2 separate regions of the Homo sapiens genome follow, and region 1 is linked to region 2. A link is a loop called in an ENCODE intact Hi-C map of the cell type or tissue named here. Cell type or tissue: psoas muscle. All regions are shown on one strand. Links, peaks and the distances in the headings refer to the core of each region. The heading gives the core; the rest is flanking DNA. Region 1 overlaps FOXO1 (forkhead box O1). Region 2 has its middle 120 kb from the start of LINC00548.

Region 1 (2,915 bases), core at 329-2,828, 250 kb before region 2:
TCGTGTCCATTTCTCTCCATCTTTTCTCCTGAGCTTTGGTCTAATTTGTCAACTCAGTGGGGACCAGTTGGCTGGCTGTTGCCTTGAACTTGTCTTCCTCTTTGAAATGGGTTTCTCCTCCTGAAGTCATCAGGTTTTGAATAGCACTTACCATAATTTTTTAGGTGAGGATAGTTTTCAGCGCTGGGTCAGTGGGAAAAACTCCAGTTCAACTCTGTTGCCTCCACAGTAGAGCATGGAGTTGAAGCTTCTTGGAGTTTTCCTCTTTCTCTTCCCCTGGTTGGCTGGAACCATTTCATCATTTCATACTTGGGTCACTACACTGGTCTTTTCATCGGCTTGCTGCCTCCAGTTTCCTCCTTCACTCTGCTGTGGGCAAGATGACACATCACTTTAATTATAACATTTCACCTCCTGAAGCATCTTCAGACACTCTGCTACTTTGAGGATAAAATCTAAATCCTTTTGCTGGGCATCAAGACCACTCACCATCTGAAAGGCCCATCTTTCCAGCTTCCTTTCCTACAGATTCCTCTACCACCCCTCCGAGGCCGGAGGAGGGGCACTCCCTCCCTTTGAGGTATTTTACACTTTTCTGTGCTCCTAGCAGGGCATCCCTTTTCCGTACCCACCCTATCTAGAACCACTCAATGAAAAAAGCCAGGCTCACAAAGACACATGCCACACGATTCCATTTGTATAAATTTCAATAAACAAAACGAACATAAGTGCTAGTAAGTGACAGTACCTGTGAGTGGTGGTTTCACAGGGTCCACGTACAAAACTTCGTCCAGCTGTACACAGCCCATTTGAGCCTTTGGCTGTGTGTAAATTAGACCTCAGTAAAACAGTGCCAATCGTGTAAGGCTGTGGTGAGGCTTAAATTATATAGTGTAGTATATAAAATGCTGAGGGCAAGGCCTGGCATGTGGGGGAAATCCCATCTCTTTTAGACAGAAGCAGTCGCTCTCATTCTGAATTGTATAGTAGATAAATTCTTCCCTGACAAGACTAACTCTGCAAACAGACCTTGGAAGCTTTTTTTTTTTTTCAGCGTGTTTTTCACTTGACTTTTATTGCCATGTTTTGTTCAGTTGGTATCTTTGGTTTAATGTGGATATACTTGTTTTTTTTTTTTCTTGTTTATAGTGTAAATTTTTGATCAATAGAAATAATGGCAGTAGGGTGTGTTGTAGAAAGCTCTTAATGGAATAAGCAATTCTCCCTTCCCCCAAAACATTGTACATATCAAAAAGAACTTTATCTTAAAAGTGTTTCATACAACAAACAAGATTTATTTTCCCAAGTCATCTAGTTACCAGAGAAGCATCCATAAATGGTACTTAGTAGGAAGACATATGACTAAGGAAGACTTTCTTAATTGAGCTGTGAAAATGAAATAATAAACCATTTTGCGAGATGGCAAACTTCAGTGTATATATTAATCACCTGGGGATCTTGTCAGTTCTGATTTAGTAGGTCTGGGCTGAAGCCCAAGGTCCTGCATTTGTAACCAGCTCCTAGTGATGCCAGTGCTGCTGGCCTCAGAACCACACTGGGAGTAGAGCAGAGCTGGGGGTGTATTCAGGTTCAGAGATGGGACATTAGGAAGGGCAAAACAAGAACTTAGCTCATAAAAACCACCCCACAAATTTGGGTGGGTAGTGACCTTGTGAACCACATATATGTAAATATTCCTGAAAGAATCTATTCAAGAAAGTATCAACTTGTGTTTTAAAGTTTTGATGTTGTGTGATTTTTTTTTTGTGCTAGTGGAAAAGACTGGTTGATTTCATTAGTTTGTTTTTGTTCATTCGTTTGTTTTTGTTCCCTCTTGCAAATAATATATCAGAAATGGTCATGAATTCAATCAGAATTTTAGGGAAAGAAATTTATTTGTGTGAATGCCCCTTCTTTAAAGAAACAGTAACAACATCAACAGAAAAGCCCCAAAAACTGAACTAAAAACTACCATCCTGCCCATTTGTTACTGTATTTAATGCATCATACTTGACAAAGTTGCTACCCTGTGCCATATTCCACCTGAAGAGCCAGTTTCGCCGGTGTTCTGTCTGCTCACTTAACCATGAGTAGATTTCCATTTCCCTCCTCTGAACTGGGGCCTCTTTCATTCGCTTGTTCCGTTTTGCCTATCACAGTCTTGACTTGGTAGAGGATTTTATTCCCTGTCAGTCTTCAACCTCTGTTAGCCTATGATTTGAAACTGAGAAAAGTCCAAGTTGGAAATTGAAAACGAGAGCCCGATTCTCTGAGGCTGGGAAAGCCTCTGAGGACTTGGCCCGAGCACCGCCCGCCACCATAACAGGTTAACAGGAAGAATGTGGCTCTGCCTGCCGGCTCCTGGGCACATTCCTTTCTGTTTGGGGACTGAAGTACTGGACACACACATTATTAAATTACTTAATGAAGATTTTGAAGCACACCTCTAATCCCTTTGAAAAGGCCCTTTGAGCTGGAGAAGGGTGTGTGGGCAGTGAGAGAGAGGCGCCTTCACCCTGGTGAACAGGGCCCCTTAGAAGCTCCCAGGGTGCGAGTCAGCAGCGTTCCAAGGCTGACCATTACTTTCTGCCCTGAATTGGCAGAAGAGACTTAGGGGAAAGTTCTTTCTAGGGCAGGACCCTTCACCGGGGGAAGATGTAGGGTTTAGGCTCCAACCTTGACTCAGCATTGCCATTTACCATTTTGGCACAGGACCTTGTTGAAGCCATGACTAAGGGCCTCCAGGTGGTGGGCTGTCCTTTACAGGTCCTGATCACAGTTAGGGATGCAGCTCGGACTGATAAAAAAGGGCCTTGGGCTCTGTCAGAAATGTGTGTAGTTGAATTACATAGGTGATTCTGATAATAAAGATGTTTTTGTGTTCCCACTACCCTCTTATTGGGAAGATGTCTGCC
Region 2 (2,915 bases), core at 97-2,596:
GAGCCATCAGGCAGCGCGTGGAGGGCCTCACCTAGTTCTTCCTCCTGGGCTTGGGCATGCTCTCCTCCCTGCTTGCCTCTGCTGAGGACTGTATTTCCTTGAATTCTGCCTACCTACTCCCAGCGGGGCTACAGGCGATTGTCTGCACCAGTCCTCACAGGAGGGTGCTCCCTGCCTTTTGGCAGTCAGTGCTATTTCTCTGAGCTAGGTAGCCTGCTCTAAATCTTACTAGGTTTACAAAGAGAATCCTCCATCCCACCTCTTTCTAGAAGAGGACTCTGAGACATTAATTGCGGTGAAGGCATGGGCCCTTGTTCACAAAGGGTGCCAGTAAGTCCTGGAGGAGTCCCTGCCCTGGTTTCTGGTTTATTCTTAAATCTTCGAAATCATCCAGTCCCTTCTCACTTTAAATTCAAAAGCACAGAGTGCTAAGCACTCAGGACCTCTCTTTTTGACTTGTTGGCTTTTCCTGGCAGAGATATTTAAGAGCAATTTCACACAATTGGCTGAATGTTTCCTCTCCATTCTCCCCACAAGTGTCTTTCAAGGAGAAGTGAAAACCCTGTGTTAAATGGCATCCTGGAGCTGGGAGAGCATCAGCTGCCTTGGCCCCAGGTCATGGACAGAGCTTATAAACTAACAAGCGCTGAAAGCAACTGTGAAGGCCATGGCCTCAAAGAGCCACTGATGCTGAGCCTGGGACTGACACGGGCCCATGCTGGGGCCAGTTACCATGGCCAGCCTTAAGTTTTCTGGATACTGGAGGCTTTGCAGAAATGATGCATTGAACTCAAACTTCCCGGTGCCAACTGGGACAACACAAACATAGGCCAGCTATTTATGTAGTTTTCCAGAGGCATCTGGGAGAGCAGTAGTCTGGAGGGCTCTGGAATTGTCTCCTCTCTGTTAACTGTGACGATGACTGGGCTGTCCTAGATGTAACATGCCCCCCACTGCACTCCCTGTGGCCGTCGCTCTTCTGCTCTCATGCTGTTGTAAATAAAAGCAACCGTTTAGGGAGCATTGGCTCTGTGCTAGGTACTTCATATGCATTATCTCAAGTCATAACAGCTGGAGAGCTATTCCTCTCACCCCTATTTTGCATAGAGAGGCCAAATGGTTGACCCAGTACAACCGCACAGAGTTCATACCCAGGTTGGCAAGAGTCCCACCTGATGGTGTTCCTGCACCCAGGATCCCACGTTGTGTTGTCTTTCCTGGAAGTCAGAGTCAGGTCATTATCCTGAGTGACAAGGAGGTTGCTTAGTAACCTAAACCAATCGAAAAGCATGAACTATGGCTTGACAGATGACTCGGTAAATTGTTTCCAGTCCTGGGCATGTGCAGTTCTGGACATTCCCAGAACTCATGGAACTACTTGGAAAGAAGGTGGTGAGAGGGAATGAGAGCCAAAAGAGAGATAAAGTGCTGGGACTATATGTAGACAAGAGTTGTCTACATAAATATGAAGGCTTTAAATTACACTTGCCTCGTGATTTCCCCTTCTATTGCTGCCTCTGTCTGAGGTTTCAGCCACAGCAGCAGAGCTTCACCAGCTGCTTATGCGTCAGAAAGGGCAGTGCTTGGGGCTTCTCCCCACTGACCAGGCACCCAGACCAGAACAAATGGTCCAGCCAGTGGGATTTATATTCAACATCATTATTATAGGTTACTATTTTTGACATGTATTTTGATTGGTGGCTTTACTTGTGATTTCAGGAGAACTGGTTATCAGTAGTGCCATCCTGCTCAAATATCTTCAAATACACACCACCATCCATGTGTGGGTTGATTAAGGAGCTGACGTTCATTAGATCTGCAGTCTCCTGACCTGATGTGCATCAGAATCACTGGGAGAACAAACAAACAAAAATGAATCCAAAACAAGCAACGAACAGACAGATTCTCAAGTCTTGCCAAGTCCAAAGATTGATTTGGTGGAGAAATTGTACTTTGAAAGCTGCCCAGGTAATAATTCTGGCATATAGCCAGGTTTGTAAAATCTTGAATGAACTGTCTTGGGCAAACAAAGGAATTCTAGTTTTTTATCTGCCAGCTTTTAAAAATTTCCCATCTTTGAAAGGAAAGTGTTACATTAATCACAAACTCCCATGGTCAAGGTGATAGCAAAACAACACTGTATTCTGGTTGGAACCTTGGAACATTCAGACCTTGGAGAGAACAAGCAAAACATTTTCATAATTATGATGTCATGTGGGTTGAAAGCAGAGTCTTGATTTGGGTTCCGCTGCTGCCCATAAACAGCTGGGTGGGAATTTGGGTCAATCCCTTCACTTCTCTATAGCTCCCTTTCCTCATCCCCAAAATGAGATGCTTGTTTGATTTCAGAGTTTCCTGCTAGGTCTACAATTCTGTGATTAGCATCTCTGCTCTCTGGAATATTCTTTTATGTCCGGTGACTTAAATCAGATTATCAAATATTTATTGAACACCTGCTATGTGTCCAGAAACTGAAATTATTTGAAAAATTGGATCTGTGGGGGAAAGAAGGGGCTGAGAAGGGACAAATACTAGTAAAGAGAAATGGATGGAGCTCAACAACTAAGAATTTTTGAACTCTAATAAATGTTTCTACTTTCTCGCTTAGAGCCATTATGTGTGAGTAAAGTGCAGGTTACAGTGAGACAACTGGCTGAAAGCAGCAAACAAATATAACCTGATAGATGGTAACTGAGGTACTCAGCCCTTTGGATGACAAATATTGCTAGGTGATAAAAAGCACTAATGCATCAGGTGTGAATCTGCTGCTTCAGGAAAAATGTATGACCAGAAGGGAAATACTGGTGATTTGACTGACAGGAACAGCTGGAGGCTCCTATAATTGTCCAGATAGAAAGCAGGAAAAAATAAAAAAGAAGTTGTGTGCTATATGGAAGGACCTGGTGTGAGCTTGT

The links. Hi-C counts contacts between places; a loop is a spot of excess contacts. Peaks named below come from ENCODE experiments on the same cell type or tissue, not always from the same donor. Only the 100,000 strongest peaks of a DNase experiment are listed, where the experiment ranks them.
Region 1: a loop joins it to region 2, with 2.0 times the contacts of the local background. A loop is called at or near these places in 3 of 110 quality-filtered maps.

The regions. Positions count from the first base shown.
Region 1 is chr13:40,597,354-40,600,268 of GRCh38, reverse strand. The region is part of intron 1 of FOXO1 (forkhead box O1); the gene reads left to right. Among named protein-coding and RNA genes, the nearest start is that of FOXO1, 68 kb to the left of the region's middle. In psoas muscle, for the core only: no CTCF peak of the experiment used is centred there; a DNase peak (open chromatin) is centred at 1,528; H3K4me3 peaks cover 1,374 bases; H3K27ac peaks cover 2,500 bases.
Region 2 is chr13:40,343,010-40,345,924 of GRCh38, reverse strand. No RefSeq gene overlaps it. Among named protein-coding and RNA genes, the nearest start is that of LINC00548, 120 kb to the right of the region's middle. In psoas muscle, for the core only: no CTCF peak of the experiment used is centred there; DNase peaks (open chromatin) are centred at 1,174 and 1,564; H3K27ac peaks cover 2,500 bases.